Linked DNA regions of Homo sapiens: region 2 is linked to region 1. Evidence: read pairs that join two places in POLR2A ChIA-PET (ENCODE). Cell type or tissue: A673. All regions are shown on one strand. Each heading gives the region's core, and the rest is flanking DNA. Links, peaks and the distances in the headings are about the cores only.

Region 1 (16,795 bases), core at 4,425-12,424:
CATGCCTTGCTCCATTTATCATTAAATTCTCTGATTGCACTTGCCAAACCTAACTCTCTATAATCTTGCAAATGTGTGTTATCTCTGATTAATAATAACATTGCCTTGTTATCTCTAATAAAGCTTTGGGTACTTAAAAGTACAATGTTTGGCAGCAGTTAAACATGCTACACCTGAAGATAACTTTTTGTCATTTGAGTAATGTTAACCCAAACAACATGGTTTTTGTTCTTCTTTTTGGCTGACTTTAGGGACTGAAAGGAGGACTTCAAGAATGTCCACTGTGCTTAAGCAGGTAGTGCCAGGACATTTGGATGTAAACCCATCCAATAGCTTTGCTCAAGGAGGTTAGTAAGATTGATTTTATAACTGAGCACTGATGCAAGCTTAAAAGCAGAAAGCATTTTTCTAGATAGTTGATATTTTAAATCAATTAATTATGATTCAAATTGTTCTTAATTACCCTCTTCTGAATGAATGGTCAAATGTATTACTAGCATGATGACAGATGAGCTTAGCCTTGTGGGACAAGAAGTATAATAATTGCTGATGTCATATATATTGATAAGTTTGGGAGCATTAAGAGGTAAGGGGAGCATGTCTAAATGATGAGTCAGCCCTGGGAGTACTCCCTGATACTCCAGATTTGCAGGGCAGAAAGACCAATCTATCACAGAAGTATAGATAGTTAAGGAGAAGTGATTCCAGATCGAAGGAACTCCAAGTCCTGTTATTTTTGCTCCTGTCCTCTGAAATACTGGTTTGGAGGATAAGACATCATGATATCCAGGTAGCTGCTGACATGAGGAAATAGAGAAAGGCTAAGTATTCATTCTTTTAAGCTCCAAAAGGTCATCCACTTTGTTCTCTGGAAGTTTATGTGAGATTCTTTTCACTCTGCAGAGGAAATTCCAGACCAGATTCTTTTTTTTTTTTTTTTAAGACAGAGTCTTACTTTGTTGCCCAGGCTGGAGTGCAGTGGAACTGTCATAGCTAACTAACTGCAGCCTCCAACTCCTGGGCTTGAGCAATCCTCCTGCCTCAAGCTCCCAAGGAGCTAAGACTACAGGTGTGTGCCACCACTCCCAGCTAAATTTTTAAAATATTTTTTGGGACAGAGTCTTACTATGTTGCCCAGGCTGGTCTTGAACTCCTGGCCTGAAGCAGTCCTCCCACCTGGGCTTCCCAAAGTGCTGGGATTACAGGCGTGAGAAAGCACCTGGCCCCAGATATCTCAACTGTGAAGTCCCACTGTCTCACAATGGAGTCACAGAATCTTAGACTCTTCCTCTCACCCCCATATAATGATGAATTCCCTTAAAAAGATACTAAGTAGGCCGGGCACGGTGGCTCACGCCTATAATCCCAGCACTTTGGGAGGCTGAGGCAAGCAGATCACCTGAGGTCAGGAATTCCAGACCAGCCTGGCCAACATGGTGAAACCCTGTCTCTACTAAAAATACTAAAATTAGCCAGGCGTGGTGGTGCACACCTGTAGTCTCAGCTACTCAGGAGGCTGAGACAGGAGAATCAGTTGAACCCGGGAGGCAGAGGTTGCATAGACCGGGAGGCAGAGGTTGCATAGAGCCAAGATCGCACCATTGCTGGGCAACAAGAGCAAAATGAGCCGAGATCACTCCAGCCTGGGCAACAAGAGCAAAACTCCATCTCAAAAAATAAACAAAAGTGTGTGTGTATATATATACATACACACACACACATACACACACACACACACACATATATATATATATATATACACACCACACACTAAGTAAGTAATCTTGTTTCTGCTTGAACATCATCAGTAATGGGAAACTCATTTCTTCCCCAAAATAATCCCTTACATTTGTGAGCAACTCTATGTGTTGCTTTCTCATATTGACCACCACTTTTACATATTGGCCCTAGCTCTATCCTCTGAGGTTAGAAAGTAAGTGTACTCTCCCACACGTAAAACCCTTCAGGAAAAACTCTTGTCAGGCTTGCTTTCTACAAAATTCACTTTTTACAAAATTCACTTTTTTCCCTTTTGAAAACCATACACATCTTGGTCCTTTGGATACTTTCTTTTCCTGCCTTTAGTTAACTCTGAATATCCCCAGTTGAAATGGTTGTAGTCCACTCACCATCCTTATCACTCTGAACACTCCACAGAATTGAACCCAGCACTCTAGGTGTTCTCACAGCCTAAAACTGCATTAGCTATGGGCAGCCCCATCACTAGGTTAACCCATGTGGAGATTAATATCATTTGAAATCCCTGTCTGCTTCACATGTGCTATTGTTCTTAAAAATACACTGGCCTTGATGGTTGCTTTTTGGACCCACTAGCAGTGTTACAACTAGGAAATTTCATGTTTTGGGGTGTGGACTGGTATTTTAGACCTTTGGACCCTGATTCTGTCTACCAGTGCATTTGCTGTTTTCAAGCCTTTTGTCATCCATACATTTGATCATTGTTCTCATGTGATTCTTCGTTTAAAAAAATGTTGAACAAGCCAGAGCTAAGGACAAAGACCTACAGCAAAATAATATAAACCCCTCTGAAGAAAAAGATCAGTCTGTTCATCTATACTGGTTATGAGTCTTCCCACTAAAACTCACCAGGCCCATATTTCTAAATCTCTGTCAATCGTTTTAATCCACTATTTGCCAGTCTTTCAAACAATTCACTGCATCACCAAGGGTTTTATGGTTATTTTGCTGTGACTTATTATACGAATCAGTGCTTTTTTTTAAAAGTAACTATGAATAGTCCATTGATACTCCATTCCTAGAATTTGGTTCAGAATCAACATAAAGATTCTACTTTACAAAATTCACTTTTTTCCCTTTTGAAAACCGTACACATCTCCTAGTGGTCATACTGGTTTTTTGGATACTTTCTTTTCCTGCCTCGTCAGAACTTTCTGTAATTGCAGGATTTCCTAAGAGCTTTCAACCTCCTTGAGTCATCTTTCCAATGAGTGTGTCAGGCCTTGAAGTCGTTGTATTGGTTTCCTAGGGCTACCGTAACAAAGTGCCACAAATTGGGTGGCTTAAACAACTATTGTCTCACAGTTCTGGAAGCTGGAAGTCCAAGATCAGGGTGTCAGGGAGTTGGTTCCTTCTGAGGGCTGTGAGGAGGAATCTGTTCCATGCCTTTCTCCTAGCTTCTGGAGGTTTGCTGGCCATCTTTGGCATTGCTTGGCTTCTGGAAGCATTACCTAAATCTCTGCCCTCATCTTCACATGGCATTCTCCCTCTGTGTCTGGCTCCAAATTTCTCCTTTTATAAGTACACCAGTCATATTGAATTAGGGGCCCATTCTACTCCAGTATGACCTCATCTTAACTAATGATATATATTCTGAGGCACTGGGGGTTGGGATTTAATATAAATTTTGGGAGGGGGACACATTTCAACCCATTACAGCCATATATATCATTTTTCTGAATTTTTAGAGTACTATTATTTTAAAGTTTAAGATACACGCTTCGTTCTTCTCATCATTTCTTTCTCAGTGAATTTGAACTAAAAGATGGTACAGTGATTTTTTTCCTAAGGTTCCTAGTATTTCAGTTGCTAAGCACTCTTGTCAGAATTTGGTTCGAGATTGCATTTCCCCTTACTGCTTTATTTACCATATGAAAGTTTACATTGTCAGCAAGGAAAGTCAGTAATTTTTCCACTCAACTTTTAGACAGTGCAACTTTCAGCAGATGTCTAGTTAATTGAAACCCTCCCACCCCACAACCTGATCTTGTATTTTGCCATTGTACACGTCACCATGTTATCCATTCCAACATTTGGCCAGGTGGCCTATAATATAAATTGTAGCTGCACAGTTGTCTCCTCCTATTATGTTGGTACTCAAGGTTCATAGATTTTCAACAATCTTTTTCTTTTTTTCTTTTTTTTTTTTTTTTGAGATGGAGTCTCGCTCTGTCACCAGGCTGGAGTGCAGTGGAGCGATCTTGATCTTGGCTCACTGCAACCTCAGACTCCCTGGTTCAAGCAATTCTCCTGCCTCAGCCTCCCGAGTAGCTGGGATTACAGGCACGTGCCACCGTGCCCAGCTAATTTTTGTATTTTTAGTAGAGATGGGGTTTCACCACGTTGGCCAGGATGATCTCGATCTCCTGACCTCGTGATTCACCCACCTCAGCCTCCCAAATTGCTGGGATTACAGGTGTGAGCCACTGCACCCGGCCTTAACAATCTTTTTCAACTACACTATCTTCTTTTTTAACACTGGCCTCCAACTCTTGGCTTCTTTTATACAAGGGAATTCCCAGTAGTGGTTATATTCTTATGACTCCATTCTTTGCTAATCCTAAAGGCACCCAGAAGGCTGTATTTACCTTTTCAGATTAAAATCTCCTATTTAACTTATGACCACTATGTGCATATCTGAGGCTATAAATATTATTTCTGACACCCTTCTCAAATACTTTCTGCTGAAAATTACTGTGAATTTGGCTTGTTTCCTTATGACAGTTTTTTACTCCTAACCAGGTGCTTGTCATTATGGTATCTTAAGCTAAAATCCAGAAACGCAAATCTCATTCTTTTACTCCATCTCTTAACTCTTCACTCCTAAAGCCTCCAAAACCTTGTGAAGTCCCAGTGATAAACTGGACAAAGAGATACTGCTGTTTCCTGACACCTTCAACATTCTCTGTGATCTCTAGAGCTGCTTTCTGTGTTTCTTCTGATAGTGTCATTCCTTCTCAAAGTAGGACGAATGAACTGAGGCAAGCAAGTTAAGGGTCTCAAAAGATTCTCTGTTATGTGAACATACCAGGCAGACACACATTTAGACTGGCCAGGGCAAGACTAGGTATAAACATGCCCATGCCTTGCAAGTAATTCATTTCCTTGTACCGACTCACAGTACAGAGTCTCTTCATTCTTCCAGAGTTAGATACCACTGTGAGAGGAGCCTCCTATCATTTAATTCTTCTTCTTCTTTTTTTTTTTTTTTACCCTAACCCCTAGTTCTTCTTCCTAGCCTTTTTCTTTTTGCTCCCCTATTTTCACAATTTTTTTCATTCTTTTCATTGTCGTACAGTCTTAGTTCCAAGTTTTCTTATGTTATTTCCACTGTGTGTCTCTCCTGGTCTGATGAGCCAGGGTTAAAATTGACCTTCACCTCTTTTTCAGTCAGGGTGATCACTTTGCATTCAGCATGCATGTTGGTGAGTTCCTAATACAAGGGCTGCATCCTTTTTTACCTAAGAATCATTTTAAAAGCAAGAAGTGAATAGATCACATTGTTTTTCATTTAAAATTAAAGTAGCATTTAAGCCCAATGGGGAAACACATATACTTACAACTTGGATAAATTTCTTTGTTGAGTAGAAAAATGCCTTGAGAAAATTAGTACTGCCTCTCAAATACCAAAATATAATAGCTGGGTATATTTGAGAAGTAGCCACTTGGAGGCAGCTTTTTAATTTTTCATCCTTTACATTTTAAGTTTTTCTCCATGTATTATTTTATTCTTGAAATAACCTCCAGGATATGTATTTAAAGAGGCCCAGGGAGATTAAGTGACTTGGCCAAGGCTGCATAGCAAATATTAGTATAACTGGGACTAGAATTAGTTCAGTGTTGCATCGTATCAGTGCAGATATATTTACTGAATACATCTAGTGTCTCATGCACTGGGCCAGGTATAAGATCACAGTGATCAATAAGGCCCCACATGTGACCTAAGCATCTCTTTTCCCTCTCCCCTTTCGTCAGAACAGAGTAGAGGAAATAACACCAGTGCTTAGGAAACACTAGTTCTCTGAACAGTAACGCATTCCTATGGGGAAAATGAACTGTGTCATATCTTCCCTGAAGCAGTCCCCTTAGCCGGTTCTTACTGATTGGGTCCAAGGTCACATGGTTCCTCAGGAAACAATACATTAAGAGTTTAGTGGCCGGGTGCGGTGGCTCACGCCTGTAATCCCAGCACTTTGGGAGGCCGAGGCGGGCGGATCACGTGGTCAGGAGATCGAGACCATCCTGGCTAACACAGTGAAACCCTGTCTCTACTAAAAATACAAAAAATTAGCCGGGCGTGGTGGCGGGCGCCTGTAGTCCCAGCTATGCGGGAGGCTGAGGCAGGAGAATGGCTTGAACCCGGGAGGCGGAGCTTGCAGTGAGCCAGGATCGCGCCACTGCACTCCAGCCTGGGTGACAGAGCGAGACTCCGTCTCAAAAAAAAAAAAAAAAAAAAGAGTTTAGTTACATTCTAATTCAAACCATAGTCCCACTACTTACTGTGTGATTAAGCAAATTAGGAAACCTCTTAATTCTCAGTGTCTTCATCTTTAAAAAATAATATAGACTTTTAAGGTAGTTATGAGGAATAAATTAAATAGTATATGTAAAACATTTAACTTAGTAACTAGCCCATAGTAGCATTTTAATAGATGTTAGTTGTCATTATTATTATAGTTATTGTTATCATTGCCATTGCCTAATACTCTGCTGAAATGGGAAGAAAGTCGACATTTGCATTTAAATTGCTTTGAGCCTTACTGATCTAAGGCAAGAGATAGAAGGCATATGCCCTAGGTTTAGCCAGTGACTTTCAAACTTGTTTGATCATGACTCGCAGTAAGAAATGTATTTTATATTTATATGTATATATACCCATTCATTTTATATCACAATTCAGGTAGTACTAAGGCACATGCAAAATGTATAATGTATACACTAAAACAAAAGTTCTGTGAAACAATATTCATCCGTACCACATGCAGTGCTCATTAGTATTTTCAACTGTAATGTTTAATTTTGAAAAAAATACTGATTTGACCTATTAGAGTGATTTCCCAAGCCACTAAGGAGGATCCTGCAGCTTGGAAAAACACAGCTTGAGACGTTTTGCTGGTGTTAAGTGCCCAGGACATCTAGAAATCATTCAGGAAATCTAAGTAGACCTCACCACCAACAACCAATGCGGTAGTCTAATTCCTTTGGTTAAAATGACTTCCAGATGGGATTAGAATTCTCAAAGCTCCCTGCTGGCCCCATATCAGTACTGGCCATTTTATCATTGCGGATTTTCTACTAATTGGCCAAAACTTGGCAGTTTTTCATTGATGAGCCTCTGTTTGGGGGAGTCCTTAATATTTTTTGTTTAATACCCCCTTTTCACTCTTTCAGTGCAAATAATTGGGTTGAAGATACAATAATGAGTCAGAACAGCTCACAATGTATTGGTTTGCAAAAAGTAAATAATCAACAAATTCTTTGAGTGCCTGTATTTCAGGCTCTCAGCATGGATACGAGAATAAACATGATTAGGTGCCTGCCCTCACAAGCACATGTAAACCAAAAAGTACCTGAGACAGGTCTCAATAAATTCAGAAGTTTATTTTGCCAAGGTTAAGGACTCGCCCTGGAGAAAGGTCTGTGCCTTTCTCCAACAATGATTTTGAGGGCTTTAATATTTAAACGAGAAAGAGGGAGGGTATAGTAATCCACATGTTGCAAGAAAAAAGGAGCAGGTAGGGGAATAGTCAATTATGTATTCATCTGTAAGGTAAAGTGAACATACCAGTAGCTACCTGTGGATAAGTTTAACCTTTTAACTGTAGCTGTTTGTTTAGGAACAAAAGGAAAAGCAGCGTCTTGTTATGTCTCACCTTTCAGCCTAATTTTTTCCTTTTGACGTAGTGAACTGGAGTCCTGAGTTTTTATTTTCCTTTCACACACACAATCTTGTAGAGTGAAAGAATATACAGATAATCGACACAATGTGATCAAAGTTCAAATAGAGCTCCTCAGCTTGGGAGCAGTCAGGAATGCCTTTAAGAGGTGCTAATATTGTATCTGGATCTTAAGGGTTAAGTAGGAATGTGTCAGGTAAGGAAATGGGGGAAATCATTCCAGGCAGTAAGACTAGCATAAGAAAGTGTGATGTGTTAAGGGAACAGTATCTCAGAATCAGGAACTACTCAAGCATCACTGTCATCATCTTAGTGTCCCATATTCAATAGGAAAGTTCAAAATTTTGGCAGAAAGGAGAGCAGTCAGCCAACACAGAGGAGGCCACACAGTGTGCCTTGGCCATGTCCCAAGCCTTCGTTCCATCTTGCAGTCACATTCTCTGTCTGTCATCAGCCAGCACCTCTGCAGCCCTTACTTTCTGGCTTCCTTTGGCCACCAGAGCCATCAGTGCCCTTCATTTTCTGCTTCCAAAGGAGTGAAGTGGGAGTGAAAACTCACTTGTAATGATTTTTGTTATGTCATATGTTATACACTTTTGCATTTTATAACTTAATACTACTATTAAAGATTGTAATCCTGAATAAATATAAAATCATTTCTTCTAATTGACTTGAGCAATTTGTTTGCTTGGAAAGTGCTAAAACTGCTCACAATTTTTGGTTTGCCATCATCATAAACCCCTTTCTGTTGGAAAAAAATATATTACTCAAATTACAAAACTATTATCTCTAATACTGCCTGTCATTTTGGTGCAAGTAGGGATTTTAAGAGAAGTCATTACTTCAGTCATCACAAGCTGTATTATTAGTGATATTGGGTATTGTCACAGGATTATGAATTTTTGCTGCTCGTAACTAATTATGGAAAATAAATATAATTTCCAAATGAAAAGAGAAGAAGGAAGATAGCGTGGCAATGCTTAATGCTCTACTGCAAAAACATGCCCTTAGTTATTCCAAATGGTTGCTAGAGCTTCATTGTTTCCTGGTGTGATGACCTTGCTCAAAGAACAAACGTGTTGTACAACATGCAGCATTCGCCATTCTCCTTCAATATGAGGACCAATGTATTCCTAACATTCACCCATACACACCCCAAATTCCTTAATTTTATTATAAAAATTTGTTTCTGACTGAATGACAATCTTCAAAAGCTTCTTCCATTTGGTATAATTTTTTAGTGGCACCTTCTGCTGTGTGCTGTCCATTTCATTGTGCTTATAGTATTTATAAACAGGTGCTGAAATTTCATTTAACAGGTACTCAATACATCTTTTTTTTGTGACTGTGCAGCTTTTTGTTTGTTAATTAAATCTTCTACTTTTATTATATTTACATTTTTCCCCTGCTAATTTTAAAAATTAAATAGCCTATTCTTCTCTTACTCAATCTGCTCTGACATTTGCTGCTATATACATTTTATTTCTCTTTCTGTCTTTAATCTTACCTACCAGTGCATGGGTACAGAGATAAATGTTTTACTCAGTCAAATCCCAAATCTTCAGCTAAGGGAAGAGTCCATAATCAAGGTACTGTATTATGTGTCCTGATATATCACTCTTTTAAACCATCTTCATGTGAAACTACATATGTTACAAGTAATTTTTTTGCATTTGTAAAATTATATCCTTTATTCTCATCTGCATTCTGAATTTCCTCTGATTCCATTTACAAAAAAATTAATAATTGCCATAATGTCTAAGAAAACCTCGTAAACTACGTAGAAAGATTCATGCAGCCGGGTGTGGTGGCTCGCACCTGTAATCCCAGCACTTTGGGAGGCTGAGGCGGGCGGATCACCTGAGGTCGGGAGTTCAAGACCAGCCTGACCAAGATGGTGAAACCCCATCTCTACTAAAAATACAAAAATTAGCCGGGCGTGGTGGTGTGCACCTGTAATCCCAGCTACTCGGGAGGCTAAGGCAGGAGAATCACTTGAACCCAGGAGGCAGAGGCTGTGGTGAGCCGAGATCACGCCATTGCACTCCAGCCTGGGCAACAAGAGTGAAACTCCATCTCAAAGAAAGATTCGTGCATGTGAAGCTGAAATGACCAATAAAAACTTTTCTTGGGAACTGGTCTCCTGACCCCGTAAATGCTTATAAAGAGAAAGAGAAGCAGATGTGACATCATGGTGACTTCTGGTCACCTAGAAACATGACTTTAATACTAGGAAAAGACTAAAGCTTCTCAAACAGGCTTTCTAGATCTAAAGAAGAAAACCCACTTGAGGGAGGCAGTAGGAAAGTCCTGTATCCCTGTGACCCCATCAATGAGATAAACACCACAGTTCTACAGGCATTTATGAGGGCCTCTTGATTTGAAGGTGATACAGTGCTAGTCAAATTTGAGAATTAGTACATGCCTTTGTGTCTGGATGTTTGATATTTAATAGTCTCACTTGCATATAGAAATCCTTGATTTTTCTAATTAATATAACTAAGGTCATCTTATCTCATTGAGACTCTGCTAGCATTTTAGCTTGCCCTTTCTCTTAGAAGGTATCTGCTTCTGGCTGGGCGTGGTGGCTCATGCCTGTAATCCCAGCACTTTGGGAGGCTGAGGCAGGCAGATCACCTGAGGTCGGGAGTTCGAGACCAGCCTGATCAACATGAAGAAACCCCGTCTCTACTAAAAATACAAAATTAGCCAGGCATGGTGGTGCATGCCTGTAATCCCAGCTACTCAGGAGGCTGAGGCAGGAGAATCGCTTGAACCCAGGAGGTGGAGGTTGTGATGTGCTGAGATCACGCCATTGCACACCAGCCTAGGCAACAAGAGCGAAACTCTGTCTCAAAAAAAATAAAATAAAGATATAGGCTTCTGACTGTACATTTTATTCATTTATTTTATTTTATTTTAGAGACAGTGTCTTACTCTGTTGCCCAGTATGTAGCGCAGTGGCGCTATCTTGGCTCACTGCAACCTCCACCTCCAGCGGTCAAGTGATCCTCCCATTTCAGCCTCCCAATACAGGTGTCTTTTTGTAGTTTTTTTTTTTTTTTTTTTTTTTTTGGTAGAGACGGGGTTTCACCATGTTGCCCAGGCTGGTTTCAAACTCCTGGGCTCAAGCGATCTGCCCACCTTGGCCTCCCAAAGTGCTAGTATTACAGGCATGAGGCACTGTGCCCATTACTAAACTTATAATTCTCATTCTTCATGGATACTGAAAAATATAATATAATCTTGTTTAGAATTACATCGTTTTGGCATGATATACAAATATTAATTCCAAATCCAGCTTCAGATTTTAGTAGACTTATGAAGTTTCTATTTCATATCTTTAAATGTCATGTTAAATTGACCAAATAAGCAGAAGAATGTTCCTTACTTTTTTCATGAAGCCCTGAGAAATTGCATAACTCAGCATTTGCCTTCCTAGACTTTATTAGTACCTCCTGCCAGCATGTTTTGTTTTCAGTATCAATGTACTGTTTCTGCTTAAGATCTTAGTATTTACTTTTAAATCCTGAATTTACATCAAAATATAAAATAGGATTGATTTGGGGGATTTGCTAGGTCATTCTGAGGCTAAGATTGTGTGATTTTGAAATGCTATATTGGATAATGTTTATGTTACAGAAGTAGCAAATGACCATATGACTTACGGTTTTTAGATTAATCAGCTTGCTATGACCTCTAAAACTGTAGCTCCAGAGCATGCACCTTTTTCCTTAGTTAGTGGCATTCCCACATTAGATTATCTCACTCCACGACTTTGGCTTTTGTGAAGGTGTGTGGGCAAGTCTTCGCTCTAGCACTCGCTTGATCAGCTCTCCAACATCCTTCATTGATGTTGGCGCCCGGCTGGCAGGCAAGGATCACTCGGCCTCCTTCAGTAACAGCAGCTACCTACAAAACCAGCTCTTGAAACGGCAAGCAGCCCTTTACATATTTGGTGAAAAGTCGCAACTAAGGGTAAGATTTCTTTTTTCTCACTTAGAAACTTTATGGATACGCTAGGGCTGTTGATAAAACCTGTATCACAAACCAGCTTTGCTAGAATTTTTTTTACAGCATGATTCTTAACCTGGAGTTAATAATCTCAAAAAATTTAGCTCTCCTTTTGTATTTATTTATATATATTAATTTTTATATCAATACATGTATATACATATGCATATTTATTAGCCATGAAAATAAATATTTATTCATAATAGTAAAAAATCAACATAAACATCAGGAAGCGTACATACATACAAAAAAAAGGAATAAGGCTTCATCAGGCTGTGTTTTCAACAGCCTTGATTCAGTTTCCACAGGAATCTGCCCATGGCAAAACAGATAGTTTTGTTATGGTAAACCTAAAGCAGGCTACAGAAACATAGAAGAATGGAGAGAGGAAGACTGTGGTACCATGTATGGAGGCAAGGCAAGGCCAAGTCTAGGTTTTCTGAGTAACACTTGTTAAAACTTCGCAAAGCTATATAGAAAGAGACACATGTCCTAAGATGTGTCAGAAAATTCAAAATACTAGATGCTAATCAACTTTATTCTTACTGTTAAATTGTTGCGCTAAAGAGCTTCACCATGCTGAGGGCCCATAAATTGTAAAGATGGTCTTTTCCTCCAAAAGCAACAACAATTCCTTGAATTTAATGTTTTGCAAGTCACACATTACAAAATAAATTTCATTACTACCAGTAGGTATATAGGACATGAAAGTTATCTGTTAACTCAGAAATCTCAACGTTTAATCCAGTGCTCCAGTTGGCACTGGACAACCTAGACAGACCTCTGGCTGAACCGTGGAGCAGAAACTGTGAGCAGGGTGCCATTAGCAAGATCCCACATGCTTGGCCCTTAAGATGCCAGTAACTGAGTCATCTCTTCTGGAGCAGGCTAGTGGCTTTGCTAGCTCTTCTCCCACTGCCTGGACTGCTGCAACCACTTAGTCACTAACCTTTAGGGTAGAGGGCATAAAACTGCTGGGTAATGCTCAAGTTTTAAATCTGCATATGTGTCTTCTGATACAGTAGATAATTTTATATCCAAAAAATAGAACCCTTTTCTACAGCAATCCAGGGTTGCTGGTGCCAGTGTCTTTTCCAGAGCACAGACTTTCCATGCTTCAGCACAACACTTACTCGTGATCCGAATCACTCTCCGAGGTTTAGCTCCTTAATACTCCCCTCTGCCATTCTCTTTGCACATAATTTCTCAGATTAGCTATGTGATCATACGTATTTGAGTAAGAAAGAGTTGGGATGCTGCCTTTTTCCTTCCCTCTCTTCCTCCTGCCCTCTTTTTCTTTCTGTCTGCCCTTCCTCAATAAAATATTATTATTATATTTTTTTTAAGTTTTTGAGATGGAGTCTCACTCTGTCGCTAGGCTGGAATGCAGTAGCATGATCTCGGCTCACTGCAACCTCCACCTCCCAGGTTCAAGCAATTCTGCCCCAGTCTCCTGAGTAGCTGAGATTACAGGCACGCGTCACCACGCCCAGCTTTTTTTTTTTTTTTTTTTTTTTTTTTTAGTTTTAGTAGAGATGGGGTTTCACCACGTTGGCCATGATGGTCTCCATCTCTTGACCTTGTGATCCACCCGCCCTGGCCTCCCAAAGTGCTGGGATTACAGGCGTGAGCCACTACACCCGGACAAGTATTATTATTTTTAAAAATGTAATCCCACCATTCTGGCACAATAGTTGTCAGCTATTCTATATATTCCATTCAGGTTTTATCTTTTATTCAATTTTGTATGTAGAATATGGCTCTGTATCTGTCTGATATGTGCCACATTCTAGCTTGCACAATGCCATCCAGTTACAATTCCATACCTTTTTCTCCCAACAAAGAAACATGAAAGCCAATAAATTACAGTGACTTATTCTGAAAATAATCTTGAATTTGGCCTTTACCTAGGTAAATTCACATACTTTAATACTTTATTATTAGGAACAAATTCCTTACAACCTAATGGAGTGTCTCAATACTTTGGTTAGTAACTCCTGGTTTATAAGATAAGCATACCTAGCTCATGTATAGTTGGGAAATAGGAATCTACCTTTCCTGAAAAGTAAACTATGTTTTGTCTATTATAAGTTTTTAAAAATAATAGAAAGGAACTCATGTATATCGCTAGGTTATTTATCTGAAGCCTTAACATTATGTTTCCATGTCATATAGTCTTCATAACTATTTTAGTCACTATTCATCCCATGTTGTTGGATGTTTAGGTTTCTTTATCTTCTGTATATAAAATTACAGTCACAATTCCAAGCAAATAAGTTATTTTGTTATTTTTTTTAATTGAGATACCATTCCCTGGGGGTTTTTTCCTATTAGATTATTTCCTTAGAATAGCTTCCTTAAAAATAGAATTATTAAGACAAAGGAAAAATTATAAAATACACATAACAAGATTTACCATCTTAACCATTTCTAAGTGTATGACTCAGTATTATTAAGTACATTTATGTTGCTGTGCAACCAATCTCCAGAAAGCAGTTTTAATCTTAGAAAAGCAGATGGTCCAATAGAGTAATTTGGGCACAATGAAAAGAAAGTGGAAACATTTTGAGAAAATTAATTCATTCTTTGGCATGAAAAGTTAGAGGACTTTTAAATCTTCTTCAGAGCTAGGCAACCAGGTTATTAAAATGAAATATACCAGTAGGCCATCAGTATAGCATTCTTTAATTGCAAATGCAACACTCATACCACACACAAAATAAATTCCATAAGGATTAAAGATGTAAATGAGAAAGTACTCAAATAAATATAGGTTGATACATATATTAAGTGAAAAAATATTATCCCAAAGATAGAAATGAACAAAGCCTTTCGTGGTTTTTTTATGTAATTTTTTTTTTTAAGGTGGAGTCTCACTCTGCTGCCCACGCTGGAGTGCAGTGGTGTCATCTCAGCTCACTGCAACCTCCATCTCCGGGGTTCAAGTGATTCTCCTGCCTCAGCCTCCCGAGTAGCTGCGATTACAGGTGCCTGTCACCACGCCTGGCTACTTTTTGTATTTTTAGTAGAGATGGGATTTCACCGTGTTGGCCAGGCTGGTCTTGAACTCCTGACCTCAGGTAATCTGTCTGCCTCAGCCTTCCAGACTGCTGAGATTACAGTCATGAGCCACCGTGCCCGACCATGTAATTTTTTATTATTGACTTTTAAGAAGTAGGACTGGGCGTGGTGGCTCACGCCTGTAATCTCAGCACTTTGGGAGGCCGAGGTGGGCGGATCACAAGGTCAAAAGATTGAGACCATCCTGGGCAACATGGTGAAAGCCCATCTCTACTAAAAATGCAAAAATTAACTGGGTATGGTGGCGCACGACTGTAGTCCCAGCTACTCGGGAGGCTGAGGCAGGAGAATCGCTTGAACCTGGGAAGCGGAGGTTGCAGTCAGTCAAGATCGCACCATTGCGCTCCAGCCTGGGTGACAGAGCAAGACTCCATCCCAAAAAAACAAAAAAATAACCACAATGTTGGTAGTCTTGGGGCAGTAAGAAAGTGATTTCTATTTCTTTCTCAATATTTATCTCTACCTTTTTTCATTTTTATTATGAATATGTTTTACTTGCATAATAAGAAACAAATATGTGCATATCTACAAACTTTAATACACGTACAGTCTGGAACTCCAACAGTGTGTTACCTATCCCTTACCATATACATCTTGGGAAGACTTAGTTTACACTGTTGGAGTAATCATACTGTCCATGTATCATTAGTTTCTCTTTAAACTTCCAGGTTCATGGCCTTATAATTGACTTATATTTGGTATTATGAGCTCCATCAAGTTCCAGTCTACCAGTAGGCTCTTCCAGTTCTCAGAATGAACGCATTCTTAGGCTAAGTAATCTACCTCTAGTAAGGACTAGATTTGCCATTCTGGGCAAACCACTAGCTTGTACTGAATGGCTGTTCCCACCAACACTGACACATTGCTGTACAAGATTGACTTTCTTGACCCATTGGCAGCCTCTGCAGCTATTTGGCCCCAAATAACTTTGTCATTATGCACTGCCCCATTGGAAACATCACTCTTTTACCTATAGCACTTCATCTGCCTAATTCTCTGAATCTTCATCCGCAGAACTTCAAGGTAGAATTTGCTTTAAATTGTGAGTTTGTTCCTGTTGAATTTCATGAAATCCGGCAAGTGAAAGCCAGTTTTAAGAAGCTGATGAGGGCTTGTATCCCAAGCACCATCCCTACTGACTCAGAAGTGACCTTCCTGAAAGCGCTGGGAGATTCTGAGTGGTTCCCACAGGTAATGTCTGAAGCAGCTTCTTTCTTTATAACTCAAAGAAACAGAGGCCCAAGTAGATATACAGAACTGTATTTGAGAAAAAAAATACTTTGTTCCCCTACTCCCCAACATTCTCCTCCTTCATTGTGTGCCATCAGTAAAGGCCTTTCAGACTAAGGAAATCATCTGGTATAGGAGGTGAGGGAGTAGAAGTCTTGATCGCTGGGTTTTTATCTCTGTGTATTTAAAAGTTTGGTATCTATAGGACACTAAGGAGAAAATTATTTTTAGATGGAAATCTTTGATGTAAATTTAATCAGCATGTATTTACAGGGCTCCTGCTCTGTTGTCAATACAGTAAGGATCCAGGGCAGAGGGCAACTTCTGCATGACTCCCAAGAGCTCTCACCTTTCATTTGTCTGCCTATCCCAGGTCTCTAGATTTTAGATCCACCCCACACTACCCACCAAAGGCACACTGGATGCCCCCAAGCCTACCTAAGGCTTGAAAAAAAAACACAGTGTCTATCATCTTTCAGTTCAGTCAACTTTGGGATATTCTTAATTGAACTTTTATTGAGAAATTAAAGGGCCTTGTCTTTAAGCCCCTTTATTTCTTATATTGCCCAGGCTGGTCTTGAACTCCTGGCCTCAAGTAATCCTCCCACCTTGACCTCCCAAAGAGCTGTGATTACAGGCATGAGCTGCCACGCCTGGCCCCCATTATTTGTTATCACCTTGCAGAAATTCCCAGTCCCCTGCCTCCATCTACCTCCAAGCATCCTGCCTCTTGTTTCCCACAGCACATTGGACTAAAAGGCAAAAAAAAAAAAAGGAAATGATGTCAGTACTCAGGGCTGTGACTGTTCTCAAGA
Region 2 (16,795 bases), core at 7,358-15,357, 330 kb after region 1:
TCATATGGAATTTCAGGGTTTCAAGAGAAGCCCTTGATATTGACTTCCTGAAACTCTTCCAGAAACTCATTCCTCAAGTACCGTCCCTGCAGATTAACTTGGCCTAGGCCGGGCGCGGTGGCTCACGCCTGTAATCGCAGCACTTTGGGAGGCAGAGGCGGGCGGATCACGAGGTCAGAAGATTGAGACCATCCTGGCTAACACAGTGAAACCCCGTCTCTACTAAAAATACAAAAAATTAGCCAGGCATGGTGGTGGGTGCCTGTAGTCCCAGCTACTTGGGAAGCTGAGGCAGGAGAATGGCGTGAACCCGGGAGGCGGAGCTTGCAGTGAGCCAAGATTGCACCACTGCACTCCAGCCTAGGCGACAGAGCGAGACTCCGTCTCAAAAAAAAAAAAAAAAAAAAGATTTTGACACTCTGTTTCCACTAGTACCTGTATGAGTTCTGATGTGTTTCTGTAGATCTCCTGAAGTTTTGAAAGATTTAGTACAATTATCTTCCGAACACCGATATGGCTTTTCTCCTGTATGAGTTCTGACGTGACTTTTTAATCCATAACCTTTAAGAAAAAATTAAAAGAAATTTAATTACACAATACTGCTCTAAACATGCACACTGAGAATAAGCTACTGAAAAATATAGTCAATACCAAGTATAAAATATCAGGCAAATACACAGAATAACTATTTAAAATGTACAAAAGGGCCGGGCACGGTGGCTCACGCCTGTACCCCCAGCACTTTGGAATGCCAAGGCGGGCGGATCACCTGAAGTCAGGAGTTCGAGCTCAGCCTGGCCAACATGGTAAAATCCCATCTCTACTAAAAATGCAAAAAATTTTCTGGGTGTGGTGATGCATGCCTGTAGTCCCAGCTACTCAGGAGGCTGAGACAGGAGAATCGCTTGAACCCTGAAGCAGAGGTTGCAGGGAGCCGAGATCACGTCACTGCACTCCAGGCTGGGCGACAGAGTGAGATTCTGTCTCAAAAACAAACAAAAAAATGTACAAAAGTATCATAGCTCGGGACTGCCATGCTGAAAATTCAATAGTTTCATTTCTGTCTAAAAGAGGTTGTGTGTTTCTTTTCTAAAGTGCCTCAGTTTTATCAGTTGTTCTCATACCCCAAGAGCTCAAAGTGGAATCAAGACATGGAATGAAGAATGGAAGTCAGCAGGCCTGGTGCCAGTCCCAGCCCTGCTGGATGCAAAGGCCTCATCCCATTGCTAAGGCCTGTCCTGATGTTAGAGTCTATGACAGCCTTTAAAGCTTGGCTTTTATTTTCCCGCTAAAATAAACAGAATGTGGAGGAGTGAAAAGTATCAAACACAGCAGGCAGGCCAGGTGCAGTGGCTCACGCCTGTAATCCCAGCATTTTGGGAGGCCGAGGCGGACGGATTACTTGAGACCAGGAGTTTGAGACCAGCCTGGCCAACATAGTGAAACCTCATCTCTACTAAAAATACAAAATATGAGCCGGGCATGATGACGAGCGCCTGTAATCCCAGCTACTCGGGAGGCTGAGGCACTAGAATTGCTTGAACCTGGGAGGCGGAGGTTGCAGTGAGCCAAGATCCTGCCACTGCACCCAAACCTGAGTGACAGAGTGAAACTGTCTCAAAAAAAAAGAAAAAGAAAAAGAAAAAGAAAACACAGCAGGCAGAGACAGGTCAGTGGAGAAAAGAACAGAGAGGGGTCTGGAGCAAGCAGGACGAAAGGCAGTTATGAGAGAGACTGAAAAACTGATCATGTGCTTCTGCAGATTCAGACACAGCCAAGGGGTCAGTTCCTTCCACTAGCCTGTCTCTACTTGACCCCTAATTGGAACCAAGAAAAAAACAAAATTCATACTTTTACCTGTTGCAAATGCCTTCCCACAGCCTGCATGCTCACACTGATAAGGCCGATCTCCTGTGTGTGACCTCTCATGGACCTGTGATTAAAATGCAGGCATGATTCTATTTCCTTTACGTATTCCTCAGGAAGATGGTTGCAACACAGAACTACTTTTTCCCACACTGCTAAATGATTTTGTTGTATGCTTTTTTCTTATAAAAAAGATAACTTCACAAAAACGATAGCCCAATAGTTCTCAATATAGACCTAAATGTTAAATATTAAGAGATAGTTACTAATGTTTTAAGTAGGGAACAGGAACGTTTGAGGTCTGAGCTTTCTCGAGTGGTCAAAGGTGTCTGCATGAAACATACACGTGATGAGAAACTAGAAGCAGGGGGCTGGGAGAGACTACACAATGTAAGGTTAAGAGTGTGGAGGCTGCTGCTAGAGGGGCCTGGATCTGAGGCAAGGATCCACCACTGCCTAGTGGTGTGGCCATGGGCACTTGCCTTCTCTGAGCCTCAAAGGCCTCTCTGAAAAGTGGGGACACAATAGTATCTACCATAGAGGGTTGCCATGACAAATGAGTAACAATGACAATGGCTAACATTTACTGAACATTTACCACATCAGGACACTCTTTTTAGTACTTTACGTGTAAGGTATTAACTTATTTAATTTTTACAACCACTCTGAGAGGGAGATAACTCTTAGGATCCAATTTTATAGATGAGGAAAATGAGGTACTAAGAGGTCAACTAACATCCCAAGGTTACTGATAAATAGTGAAGATGGGCCCCAGGGCCACTACTCCAGATATGCTAAGTGCATACTTCGTGACACATTGAAAGTTCTTTAACAAATCTTAGCTATTATTGAGTCATGGTATGTTCTGTTATGTATAGCAGCAAGTGAAATAAAAATACTTAGCCCAAATATTTATTTATTTATTTATTGAGATGGAGTTTCGCTCTGTTGCCCAGGCTGGAGTGCAGTGGTGCAATCTTGGTTTACTGCAACCTCTGCCTCCCGGGTTCAAGCAATTCTCCTGTCTCAGCCTCCCGAGTAGCTGGGATTACAGGCACCTGCCACTGCGCCCGGCTAATTTTGTATTTTTAGTAGAAAGGGTTTCACCATGTTGGTCAGGCTGTTCTTGAACTCCTGACCTCAGGTGATCCACCCGCCTCGGCCTCCCAAAGCACTGGGATTACAGGCATGAGCCACCACGCCCAGCCTTAGCCCAAATATTTAAAAGCCAAATTAACACCAACTTTTGCTAGATTTCAGTGAATTAACAGAGATGTGTGATTACACACATATCTCTCATATAATTAAATGGATTTCATACTTGACAACATATATTCAAATATGTAGAGTACCTACCATGTGCCAGGTAGTATCCTGGACATTAGGAATACAGAGATGAAAAAAACACAGTCCAAGCCCTCAAAAAATTAACAGTCTCTAAAGTCCGCATAGGTTTTTACATGTCTGTGTATGAGTGTGACCAAGTGCCAGTATCTTGATAACTGGGAGAAAACAGTGGCATTTGAATTACACAAAAATATGATCTTAGTATTTAATATCCTAGGTATTCTCATAACTAGATAGAACATTTCTTTTATATATACCTTGAGATGATGAGCTGTTGTATATAATTTTCCACATCCATCATATTCACATCGAAATGCCTTCTCTCCACTCTGTTGAGATTTAGCAGTTACTCTTGTAGCATGTCCTTGTAAAACAATCTAAATAAAACAAATAGTATTACTTAAATTACTTAAGCCAGGCACAGTGGCTCATGCCAGTAATCTTAGCACATGGGGAGGCAGAGGTAGGCGGATCATTTGAGCCCAGGAGTTCAAGAGCAGCCTGGGCAACATGACAAAACCCTGTCTCTATACAACAAAATATTACAAAGTTAGCCAGGTGTAGTGGTGCATCTGTGGTTCCCAGGTACTTGGGAAGCTGAGATGGGAGGATCACCTGAGCCCGGGGAGGTCAAGGCTGCAGTGAGCTGTGATTGTACCATTGCACTCCAGCCTGGGTGGTGGCAGAGTGAGACCTGTCTCAATCAATCAATCAATCAATAATACAGAAATAAAACAGATAAATTATGATTTTCAGAATTAAAAAGACAAAACTGTTATGTGGGTTTCCAATCTCAGGTCATCACTTTATTAGGACTCTTTCAGCCTGAGTCGGTCAGGTTAATTCCATTGCATGGTTGAAGTCAGTGACTCTGAAAGTACAGTAGTCAAAAGGACAGTCACAGAAATACACAGCTGGAGCTCACAGATCTATTCCTACTCTAGAAAAACAACCTAAGTAGCATCTTCACTGGATGCAGGTATTCCTTAATATACTCAAGTGATCCATCTACCTGCCTTTTTTTAGAACCTGTGTCCCAAAAACAATGTCAAAAGTGTTTTCAATTTCAAAAGCAATGAGAAAGGGGTAGGTCATTTCAGTCACCTAAAGGAAACATTACAATCCATATGATACTACTACTCTGTACTTATATTCACTAGAAGATCATTTTTCTGGGATGTAATAACATAAAAATCCAAATGCTGATTTTTAAAGGCTTTTTAAAATAGAAATTAAGGTATCATAAAAATGGAAGAATGACTTTCTACTCTGTGAGCCATGTGGTGACAGTGTTGCAACATCCTATCTCTGCAGACTGTCACACATGGCATATAATTCTGGGTAATGACCTACTACAATTACACACATCCCAGAACGGTAAAGGCAGAGAAAGGAGGAGTTACAGAGGCTAGAATAATGGTGGGGGAGTTGAGAAGTACCCTGCATTAGATGACAAGAATATAGAAAGACTTTGACTTTTCCTTGTAATATAAATCAACTAAAAAACAAGCAGTAGAGATCTCAGTGTAATTGTTAAATTACAAGCTATTTATTTTGTCATCCCCATACTGTATGTTCATTAAATGTTGCAGACCATAATTTTCTGAATAAAGGTAGATCTGTTGATAAAATATTTGTATAAAAGTATGCATAGGCCAGGCGCAGTGGCTCACACCTGTAATCCCAGAACTTTGTGAGGCCGAGGCGGGCGGGTCACAAGGTCAAGAGATCGAGACCATCCTGGCTAACATGGTGAAACCTCATCTCTACTAAAAATACAAAAATTAGCTGGGCATGGTGGTGCGCGTGCCTATAGTCTCAGTTACTCGGGAGGCTGAGGCAGGAGAATCGCTTGAACCTGGGAGGCGGAGGTTACAGAGAGCCGAGATCATGCCACGGCACTCCAGCCTGGAGACAGAGTGAGAATCCGTCTCAAAAAAAAAAAAAAAAAGTAGGCATAATTCCCAATGGGCAAAAAGAAAATGTTTATTATAGACTGAAAAGTGCCTATACAAAGAATAATATAATTCCACATTTTTTCTGGCTAGAAAATTCCATCTCCCTACTTCCATGAGGCCTGTTGTCATCATTCCAAACACAGATGATTCTTCAATTCCTCAGCAAACCTGTGATATATAGCTTATATCACTGGTGTGAAACTTTAATCAACTGTCTTGTTGTAAAGACATTTATGTTTCCTTTTCTTCCCTATTAGTCTATCAGCTACTTGAAGTCAAGAACTGTGTCTTATATGCCTTCATAACTCACAGTGCTAGGTTCACCCTGAAAATGTCACAAGATTTATAAAAGGATTCATACCACTAAAATATATGAACAGAATTACAAGAAATTTTTCTTTTCAGGGGTATTTTTAAAGTTCTAAAATTAAGATTGTGATAATTGTTCAATTTTTTCAATTTACTAAAAACCACTCAGCTGTACACTCTAAATGGGTAAATTTAAAGTGTGTAGGCTGTGCCAGGCGTGGTGGCTCAGACCTGTAATCTCAGCACTTTGGGAGGCCAAGGTGGGTGGATCACCTGAGGTCAAGTTCAAGACCAGCCTGACAAACACAGTGAAACCCTGTCTCTACTAAAAATACAAAATTAGGGCTGGGTGCAGTGGCTCATGACTGTAATCCCAGCACTCTGGGAGGCCAAGGTGGGTGGATCCACCTGAGGACGGAAGTTCGAGACCCGTCTTGCCAACACAGCGAAACCCTGTCTCTACTAAAAATTATAAAAATTAGCCAGGCGCTGTGGCATGTGCTTGTGATTCCAGCTACTAGGGAGGCTGCGGCAGGAGAATTGCTTGAACCCGGGAGGCAGAAGAAGCAGTGAGCCAAGATCACGCCACTGCACTCCAGCCTGGGAAACAGAGCAAGACTCCGTCTCAAAAAAAAAAAAAAAAAAAAAAATTAGCCAGGTGTGGTGGCGAATGCCTGTAATCCCAGCTACTTGGGAGGCAGGAGAATCACTTGAACACAGGAGGCAGAGGTTGCAGTGAGCCAAGATTGTGCCATTGCACTCCAGCCTGGGCAATAAGAGCAAAACTCCATTTTAAACAAACAAATAAATAAATAAATAGTATGTAGGCTGGGCACAGTGGCTCAAGCCTATAATCCCAGCACTTTTGGAGGCCAAGGAAGGCAGATCGTTTGAGATCAGGAGTTCGAGACTAGCCTGGGCAAATGGTGAAACCCCATTTCTACAAAAATGCAAAAACATCAGCTGTGCATGGTGGCACCTGCCTGTAGTTCCAGCTACTCAGAGGACTGAGGTGAGAGGATCGCGCGAGTCCAGGAGGTTAGGCTGCAGCGAGCTGTATTTGTGCCACTGCAACGCATCCTGGGTGACAGAGTGAGACACCTGTCTTTTTTTTTTTTGAGACGGAGTCTCACTCTGTTCCCCAGGCTGGAGTGAGGTGGTGCGATCTCCGCTCACTGTAGCTCCGCCTCCCAAGTTCATGCCATTCTCCTGCCTCAGCCTCCTGAGTAGCTGGGACTAGAGGCGCCCGCCACCATGCCGGGCTAATTTTTTTGTGTGTTTTTAGTAGAGACGGGGTTTCACCGTGTTAGCCAGGATGGTCTTGAACTCCTGACCTCGTGATCCGCCTGCCTCGGCCTCCCAAAGTGCAGGGATTACAGGTGTGAGCCACCGCGCCCAGCCGACACCTGTCTTAATAAACAAAAAAGTAATACAGAAATAAAATAGAAAAAATTACAGTGACAAAGCAAGACCCTGTCTCAAAAACTTAAAAAAAAAAAAGTATGTAAAATGTATCTTTTTCTTGTTTCATTTTAAGAGACTGGAGTCTTGCTATGTTGTCCACACTAGACTCAAGTTCTTGGGTTCAAGGAATCCTCCGTCTCAGCTTCCTGAATAGCTGGGACTACAGGCATGTACCACTGTGCCCAGCTAGTATGTGAAATATATCTTAATAAAACTATAAGAAATGGGAATCAAATATTATTAGAACAAAATTTTCTTAGGCCAAGTGCAGTGGTTCATGCCTACAATTCCAACACTTTAGGAGGCCAAGGTGGGAGGATCGCGTGAGCCCAGGAGTTTGAGACCAGCATGGGAAACATGGGGGGAACCCCATCTCTGCAAAAGATAAAAAAATAGCTGAGTGTGGTGGTATGTACTTGTGGTCCCAGCTACTTGGGAGGCTGAGGTGGGAGGATCACCTGAGCCTGGGAGGTCAAGGCTGCAGTAAGCTATGATCGCCCCACTGCACTCCAGCTTGGGCATCAGAATGAGATCCTGTCTCAAAAAGATCAGTTTCTGTTTATTGCTCATGAAAACAGAAGAGCCTCTATGAACCCTTTAAAAATCAACTATTATTTTAATAACTTCATTTTTTTTTCATGTATTATAACAGCAACACATGTACTCTGGAGGAGTCTGGATACCATAGTGAAGAACAAAAAGTTCTACCAGGCACGGCAGCTCACGTCTGTAATCCCAGCACTTTTGAGAGATTGAAGCAGGTGGATCACTTGAGCCCAGGAGTTGGAAACCAGCCTGGGCAACATGGCAAAACCCCATCTCTACAAAAAAAATATAAAAATTAGCTGGGCATGGTGGTACGTGCCTGTCATCCCAGGCTGTCATCAAGCAGGAGGACTGCTTGAACCCAGGAGGTTGAGGCTGCAGTGAGCCAAGATTGTGCCACTGCCACCCAGCCTGGGTAACAAATGAGACCCTGTCTCAAAAAAAAAAAAAAGCAAAAAAAAAAAAAAAAGCTTAAGTGTGTTATAATTCCACCATCCAGGGAAAATCACTGTTAACTTCTTGGTCTACTTCCATTCAGTATTTTTTATTTTTATTTAATTTAGAGACAGGGTCTCACTCTGTCACTCAGGCTATAGTACAGTCGCACAATCACAGCTCACTGCACCCTCCAACTCCTGGGCTCAAGTGATCCTCTTGCCTCAGCCTCCCACGTAGTTAGGACAACAGGTGAGTACCACCACACTCAGCTTGTTTTTAAAAAAAAAATTGTAGAAATGGAGTCTTGTCATGTTGTCTAGGCTGGTCTTGAATTCCTGGCCTCAAGCAATCCTCCTGCCTCAGCCTCCCAAAGTGTTTGGATTACAGGTGTGAGCCACCATGCCCAGCCCAGTGTTTTTTAAATACATATACAAGTGTAGAGTTTTATTTTAGTAGAATTGGCATCAAGCTTTATATGATTTGTAAAGGCAGATTTCAATTGAAGACTCCAAATTAAGAGAAAAGGACTCTTCTTCCTATTCTCTTCCCCTCCTTTCTAACAGCACTATGAAATGAAAGTGCTTACCAGCTTTCCACATCTGCCAAACTAAGCCCAGCTGCTCACACCTTCAGACTAGGTAGCGGCAGCAAATAACTCCAGAGAGACTCATATCTGAATCTTTTCTGTTATTCTATTGCTTCCTCCTAGGCCAATTTATTAGGAGCTTCGATTCTGGTATGAAACATATACCAGGAATTTGGCATCTAATTTAGTTAAGCCAACGAAACAATGTTGAATTCCTAACCAATGATGAGTATTGGACATTTTTTCCAAAAATGTACTTGTTTTTGCTCCCATTCTTAATGTCTATAGTGGAGACTTTAAGAACTTAGGGTAGTAAAATAAGGGTCAGAAAATTCAGTTTAGGGAGAACTACTGAGGTCTCTGAATGTGTGCCTGTGGGGTGGGGACATGGGTGACAACAGCAAGGTTTCTTATTTCTAAGCCAGCTGAAGTCACTAGCATTTGGCATGCTAAGAGAATTATAAGTAAGGGCAGTGTCCAACAGAATTATTTCCACTAGTATCTAATTACTCAAAACAGACCTCTCTTAAAGGCATTCTCACAAAGTACAGTAGGATGAATACCTGTACAAACACCCAACTAACAAAAGGAACCTCTGGAAAGAAAACTACAAAAATAGCAATGACCTACAGTATACAGTAGTTGGAAAAATAAAAGGCCAGGGAGACACAGTCAAAAAGCCATTCTGGCTTTTACCTCAATGCATAGAGTATTTGGGTGTGATAGGATTCCCTCCCCTTGTATTGGAAATGTTTCCTTGCAAAGATCTTTATCTCCAATCTAGGCTAACATTTACCTTCTCAATTCCCAAATAAATCTTTTTTTTTTCTATTTGGAACCTGCTTTGCACTACTACCTTCTTATTCTATTTCCAATTAACTACCCTTTATACCTATCCCTCCATCATAACTCCCTACCACTTCCTATCACAACATTCTAAAATAATAAATATTTAATAAATGATTGGCAAAATACCTACTTTCTAAAATGATAAATAAAATACTGTTCCTGCCTTTGTAGGGCTCTCAGTCTAGCTAGTAAAACTGTGCTATTAATGAAGGATTATAATAGAATATAATAATTGTTATCACAGGAGTCTATGAAAAGATCTAACAGGGCAAAATGCAAAAGTAGGGAGATGTAGGTTAGGGCAAGCTGTCTAGGGGTGAAATTTGAAGACTGAAGAAGAGGACTGGGGAGTGCTGTCTAGGCAGAAGGAATAGTATGGTCAAAGGTTTGGAGTGTTATCTAGAAGAAGTGGAAACAACATGAGAGTATTATGTTTACATAATAGAATGAGTTTCATGAAAATGAAAGTGTAGGACCAAGTTTGTGAAAAGCAATAAATACTACCCTGAACAGCAAGCCTAGACAATGAAAGCCAAAGGAAGGTATTAAAATATTTTAAGTAAGGGACAAGCCAAGATCACCTCTGTGTTTTATTCTAATTAGTTAATTAATTAATTTTTTTCAAGACAGGGTCTCGTTCTGTTGCCCACAATGGAGTGCAGTGGTGCAATCTCAGGTCACTGTAACCTCCGCCTCACAAGTTGAAGCAATTCTTGTGTCTCAGCCTCCCCAACGGCTGGGACTACAGGTATGTGCCACCATGCCTGGCTATCTGCGTTTTAGAAAGAGAACTACAGTAATAGCGGGGAACAGACTGAAAAGACAAATGAGGTAGGGAGCCCAAAAGAAGTTTGTATAATCATAAATATGCAGGAAAGAAGTCATAAAAACAAACCTAGGATAATGACTGTGGAATAGAAAGCAATAGCTGATTCTACAGATGTTTTAGGGGAAAAAATGGACAGAATCCAAAACTCAAAAGCTAAATTAAAAGACCAAAACTATAACAGGTATTTCAGGGTTATGCAGCATGAGATATGTGCAGTCTCTGTCAAAGAAACAGCAATCTGATATGTCATCACAAGTGAAAACTCTCAAGGGCAATTTTGAAGCTAACACCAGTGAAATACTAATCAGCTTCTAAAAACCATGTATAGAAAATGACTTCACTGGTATTTAAACTTAATGTATGTTCTGAGAATTAAGACATAACCTTGGCCGGGCGTGGTGGCTCACACAGTGGCTCCCAGCACTCTGGGAGGCCGAGGCAGGCGGATCATGAGGTCAGGAGATCGAGACCATCCTGGCTAACACGGTGAAACCCCATCTCTACTAAAAATACAAAAAATTAGCCAGGTGTGGTGGTGGGCGCCTGTAGTCCCAGCTACTCAGGATGCTGAGGCAGGAGAAGCATGAACCCGGGAGGCGGAGCTTGCAGTGAGCTGAGATCATGCCCCTGCACTCCAGCCTGGGCAATAGAGCGAGACTCCGTCTCAAAACAAACAAACAAACAAAAAGACATAACCTTAGCTCTGCCATAAACTCACCATGTAACGTTGTGCAAGATACATAGGGCCTATCTGCCTGTCTATAAAGGACATACTGTGGCCAGGTGCTGTGGCTCACGCCTGTAATCTCAGCACTTTGGGAGGCCAAGGCAGGCAGATCACTTGAGGTCAGGAGTTCGAGACCAGCCTGGCCAACATGGTGACACCCCATCTCTATTAAAAATACAAAAATTAGCCAGGCGTGGTAGCAGGCACCTGTATTCCCAGCTACTCGGGAGGCTGAGGCAGGAGAATTGCTTGAACCTGGGAGGTGGAGGTAGCAGTGAGCCAAGATCACGCCATTGCACTCCAGCCTGGGTGACAAGAGTGAAACTCCGTCTCAAAAAAAAAAAAAAAGGGCCAGGTGCAGTGGCTCACGCCTGTAATCCCAGCACTTTGGGAGGCTGAGGCAGGTGGATCACGAGGTCAGGAGATCAAGACCATCCTGGCTAACACAGTGAAACCCTATCTCTATTAAAAATACAAAAAATTAGCCAGGCGTGGTGGCGGGTGCCTGTAGTCCCAGCTACTCGGGAGGCTGAGGAAGGAGAATCGCTTGAACCCGGGTGGCAAAGGCTGCAGTGAGCCGAGATTACACCACTGCACTCCAGCCTGGGTGACAGAGTGAGACTCTGTCTCAGGGAAAAAAAAACAAAACAAAACACATTGTTCTAAGTCAATAATGTTTTTTCTTTTCTGAAGGAGTCAAACGTCTTTCGCAGATAAAATCTTACATGGCATTCTACTGTGTAAAACACACAGAAAAAGGAACTGGAGCTGCTGGCCTTGGCAGATGAGGGTGGATCAGAGATCTGCTAGTCCCTGACAGGATTCCTGATACCTCAAAAAACAGGGCTTTTATATATATATAATATATATAATATATTATATATATAATATATATAATATATATTATATATATAATATATTATATATATTATATATATAATATATTATATATAATATATATATAATATATATATAATATAATTAGCGCCTAGGACCATTATATTCTAAGGAGGTGCAAATTCCAGAGGTAGATACAAGACTGGAGCTAAGATTAAATTCCAAGGTGACCTCATAATAAAGAGGCTAACTGACATTTATTGAGCAGTTGCATTTATGTGATGCACTGTGGTGGCTGCTTTACGTACACTGTCTAATTGGCCCCCATGGCTATCCAATGAATTCAATATCAACTATGATTTACAAATAGAAAAAATGAGACTCAGAGGGGCTTAGTAATGTAACTTGCCCATGGTCAAAAGCTGGGAAGTGAGATTTGAAGGAGTTTGGCTCTAGAGCTCAAGCTATTAACCAACCAGGTTTCAGGATGCTGTAGTCCAGTGGAACCTAACTGGCAGAGCTTCTGTAATTATAGAGTGAGAGACTCAGTAGGGTTGAGGATAAACATTGCATTGTATTGTCTGGTTTAGTACTTATAATCCCATTTACTGTAACGGCCTAATGCACATGGCAGCTATAACTTACAATCTGGTGTTTGTTAACTTGTATGATGTAAATAATCTATATTCTTGGGGGAGGATAAAATAAAAACAACTTGAATTTTTAAAAATGTATTCTCTTTGAAGAAAGGAAACAATCCTAGAAGTGTGGCACCAGAGGAATTTTTAAAGAACCATGAGACACATCAGCACTGCCAGGAAGATTAAGAAACAAAAACAAGGCCAGGCACGGTGGCTCCTGCCTATAATCTTTGGGAGGCCAAGCCAGGTGGATCACTTGAGGGCAGGAGTTCAGACCAGCCTGGCCAACATGGCAAAACCTTGTCTCTACTAAAAATACAAAAACTAGCTGGGCATGGTGGTATAAGCCTGTAATTCCAGCTACTTGGGAGGCTGAGGCATGAGAATCACTTGAATCTGGGAGGCAGAGGTTGCAATGAGCCAAGATTGTGCCACTGTACTCCAGCCTGGGTGACATAGCGAGACTTCTCAAAAAAAAAAAAAAAAAAAAAGAGAGAGAGAAAAAAACAACAACAAAGCAGATTTCTAACAATAATTACTATCAGGCAGTAGATCCCTCACTTTTTATTTTTACTAATCTATACTATTTGGATTTTCTAAACATAAACATGATTACTTTTATATTTAAAAATATGTAAAATAGATACGTAGAGTAAGATTACGGGTCATTTTGGGTTTTCTTCTTTGTACTTTACCTGAATTAAAAAAAACACTAAAAATATTATCTTAAAAAATCTTTGGCGGCCGGGCGCGGTGGGTCACGCCTGTAATCCTAGCACTTTGGAAGGCCGAGGCAGGCAGATCACGAGGTCAGGAGATGGAGACCATCCTGGCTAACACAGTGAAACCCTGTCTCTACTAAAAATACAAAAAATTAGCCGGGCGTGGTGGCGGGCGCCTGTAGTCCCAGCTATGCAGGAGGCTGAAGCAGGAGAATGGCGTGAACCCGGGAGGTGGAGCTTGCAGTGAGCCAAGATCGCGCCACTGCACTCCAGCCTGGGCGACAGAGCTAGACTCCGTCTCAAAAAAAAAAAAAAATCTTTGGCCAGGTGCGGTGGCTCACGCCTGTAATCCTAGTGCTTTGGGAGGCTGAGGTGGGTGGATCACTGGAGGTCAGGAGTTCAACTGGGAGGTGGAGGTTACAGTGAGCCAAGATCAGGCCATTGCACTTCAGCTTGGGCGACAGAGTGAGACTCCATCTCAAAAAACAAAAAATAAACAAAAAAAAAAAAACACCAAACTTTTGCCCCTAAGATAACCATGGATCTAATTAATACCTTTCTTTTAGAGGTAGAAAAAAAGAGACTTAGAAAAGCAAGGTTCAGGCTGGGCACGGTGACTCACGCCTGAAATCCCAGCACTTTGGGAGGCCGAGGCAGGTGGATCACTTGAGGTCAGGAGTTTGTGATCAGCCTGGCCAACAAGGTGAAATATAAAAAACATTTTTTTAAATATTTCTTTAACAAAAATATAAAAAATTAGCCGGGCATGGTGGCACGCTCCTGTGATACCAGCTACTCAGGAGGCTGAGGCAGGTGAATCAGTTAAACCCAGGAGGCAGTGGCTGCAGTGAGCTGAGATCAGGCCACTGCACTCCAGCCTGGGCAACAAAGCAAGACCCTGTCTCAAAAAACAAAAACCACAAAAAACCAAGTACTAGGTTCTCAACCTTAAATACGGTAATTAATCATTTTAGAGAATGGTGAAGTCATGAACTTCTGATCCAGCACTAATGAAGAGAAATATAATAAGTCACAAGTGCAAGCCACATATGTGATTAAAAATTTACTGAGCTGGGTGTGGTGGCTCACGCCTGTAATCCCAGCACTTTGGGAGGCTGAGGCGGGCGGATCACGAGGTCAAGAGATTCAGACCATCCTAGCCAACATGGTGAAACCCCCTCTCTACTGAAAATACAAACGTCAGCTGTGCATGGTAGCATGTGCCTGTAGTCCCAGCTACTCGTGAGGCTGAAGCAGGAGAATCCGCTGAACCCAGGAGACGGAGGTCACAGTGAGCTGAGATCATGCCACTGCACTCCAGCCTGGTGACAGAGTGAGACTCCATCTCAAAAAAAAAAAAAAAAAAGAATTCCGGCCGGGCAAATTGGTTCACACCTATAATCCCAGGACTTTGGAATGTCAAGGCAGGAGGATAACTTGAACCAACACTGCACCATTGCACTCCAGCCTAAGCGACAGAGCAAGACTCAGTCTCAAAAAATAAATAAATAAATAAAATAGGGGTCAGGCATGGTGGCTCACACCTGTGGTCCCAGCACTTTGGGAGGCCAAGTGGGCGGATCACAATGTCAGGAGTTCGAGACCAGCCTGGCCAGCATGGTAAAACCCTGTCTCTACTAAAAATACAAAAAATTAGACAGGCACGGTGGCATGTGCCTGCAGTCTCAGCTACTCGGGAGGCTGAGCAGGAGAACTGCTTGAACTGAGCAGGTGGAGGTTGTAGTGAGCTGAGATCGCGCCACTGCACTCCAGTCTGGGTGACAGAGCGAGATGCCGTCTCCAAAAAAAAAAAAAAAAAAAAAAAAAAGGCATGTTGGCTCACACCTGTAATCCCAGCATTTTCAGAGGCTGAGGTGGGTTGATCACTGGAGGTCAGGAGTTCGAGACCAACCTGGTCAACATGACGAAACCTCATCTCTACTAAAAATACAAAAATTAGCTGGGTGTGGTGGTGCATGCCTGTAATCCCAGCTATTCGGGAGGCTGAGGCAAGAGAATCATTTGAACCCAGCAGGTGGAGGTTGCAGTCAGCCAAAATCACATCACTGCACTCCACCCTGGGCAAGAGAGTAAGACTCCATCTCAAAATACATAAATAAATATAATAATAAAATAAAACAAAAAATCTCTAGTAACCAATTGAAAAAAATTAAAAGAAACAGGTGAAATTAATAGTAATTATTTTGTTTAACACAATATGTCCAAAATATCATTTCAACGTTATCAATATAAGAAATTATTGATATTTTACATTATTTTTATCGTACTATGTCTTCAAAATCCACTTACAGCACATCTCAATTTGGACTAGTCATATTTCAAGTGCTTAACAGCCACATATGGCTAGTGGCAACCGTATTGGACATTGCAGATCTAGTCTGTAAGGAAGAGGTACAAAAGGCAAAGGAGAAAAAAGCTACAGTAAAAAAAAAAAAAAAAGAATCCCATTCAGTAGTCTTCTATTTGTCTACTGGTACCAATACCAAATGGTAATATGTCTACAGATAAAGAGTAATGGGATTTTTTGGCCGGGTGCGCTGGCTCACGCCTATAATCCCAGCACTATGGGAGGCCGAGGTGGGCGGATCATGAGGTCAGGAGATCGAGACCATCCTGGCTAACACAGTGAAACCCCATCTGTACTAAAAATACAAAAAATTAGCCAGGCATGGTGGCGGGCACCTGTAGTCCCAGCTACTCCAGACGCTGAGGCAGGAGAATGGCGTGAACCCGGGAGACGGAGCTTACAGTGAGCCGAGATCGAGCCACTGCACTCCAGCCTGGGCGACAGAGCGAGACACCGTCTTAAAAAAAAAAAAGAGTTGGGGCCGGGTACAGTAGCTCACGCCTGTAATCCCAGCACTTTGGGAAGCCAAGGCAGGCAGATCATGAGGTCAGGAGATCGAGACCATCCTGGCTAACATGGTGAAACCCTGCCTCTACTAAAAATACAAAAAATTAGCCGGGCGTGGTGGCGGGCGCCTGTAGTCCCAGCTACTCGGGAGGCTGAGGCAGGAGAATGGCGTGAACCCGGGAGGCAGAGCTTGCAGTGAGCCAAGATCGAGCCACTGCACTCCAGCCTGGGCGACAGAGTGAGACTCCACCTCAAAAAAAAAAAAAAGAGTAATGGGTTTTTTTAATGACATTTTGCCTCAGCAGTTCTGAATTCCTAGTTACGTTTTGAGTTCTGAAATTTTTTTTTTTTTTTTTGAGACAGTCTCACTCTGTTGCCCAGGCTGGGGTGCAGTGGCACAATCTTGGCTCATTGCAACCCCCACCTCCCAGGTTCAAGCGATTCTCCTGCCTCAGCTTCCCAAGTAGCTGGGATTATAGGCGCACACCACCACACCCAACTAATTCTTGTATTTTTAGTAGAGATGGGGTTTTGCCATGTTGGCCAGGTTGGTCTCAGACTCCTGACCTCAGGTGATCCACCTGCCTCGGCCTCCCAAAGTGCTAGGATTACAGGCGTGAGTCACTGGACCCAGCCTACAACTGCTTTTCTTTAAAATATTCTATTATTTTAAAATGTACTTGTCAGTTACCAATAAGACAGAGAACTTATTGGGCCACTCCAACACTCCAAGCCACTGACCTATAACTCCCGCACATATTTACCCTGTGTTTGCATCTTAGTAGAGGTTGACTTAGGTGG

Evidence for each region. Peaks named below come from ENCODE experiments on the same cell type or tissue, not always from the same donor. Only the 100,000 strongest peaks of a DNase experiment are listed, where the experiment ranks them.
Region 2: POLR2A ChIA-PET joins it to region 1 with 10 read pairs; 2 of 35 experiments call an interaction of 5 or more read pairs at or near these places.

The regions. Positions count from the first base shown.
Region 1 is chr11:9,811,678-9,828,472 of GRCh38, reverse strand. It overlaps SBF2 (SET binding factor 2), which reads left to right. Exons shown (of 40, transcript NM_030962.4): 29 at 11,449-11,633; 30 at 15,765-15,941. It overlaps LOC124902802 (protein GVQW1-like), which reads right to left and starts at 10,476. Exons shown (of 2, transcript XM_047428003.1): 1 at 10,276-10,476; 2 at 8,499-8,570. The coding sequence starts at 10,476. The coding sequence ends at 8,499. In A673, for the core only: no CTCF peak of the experiment used is centred there; no DNase peak of the experiment used is centred there.
Region 2 is chr11:9,481,441-9,498,235 of GRCh38, reverse strand. ZNF143 (zinc finger protein 143) reads right to left here. Exons shown (of 16, transcript NM_003442.6): 8 at 3,471-3,590; 9 at 1,858-1,933; 10 at 436-561. Among named protein-coding and RNA genes, the nearest start is that of ZNF143, 29 kb to the right of the region's middle. In A673, for the core only: no CTCF peak of the experiment used is centred there; no DNase peak of the experiment used is centred there; H3K27ac peaks cover 810 bases.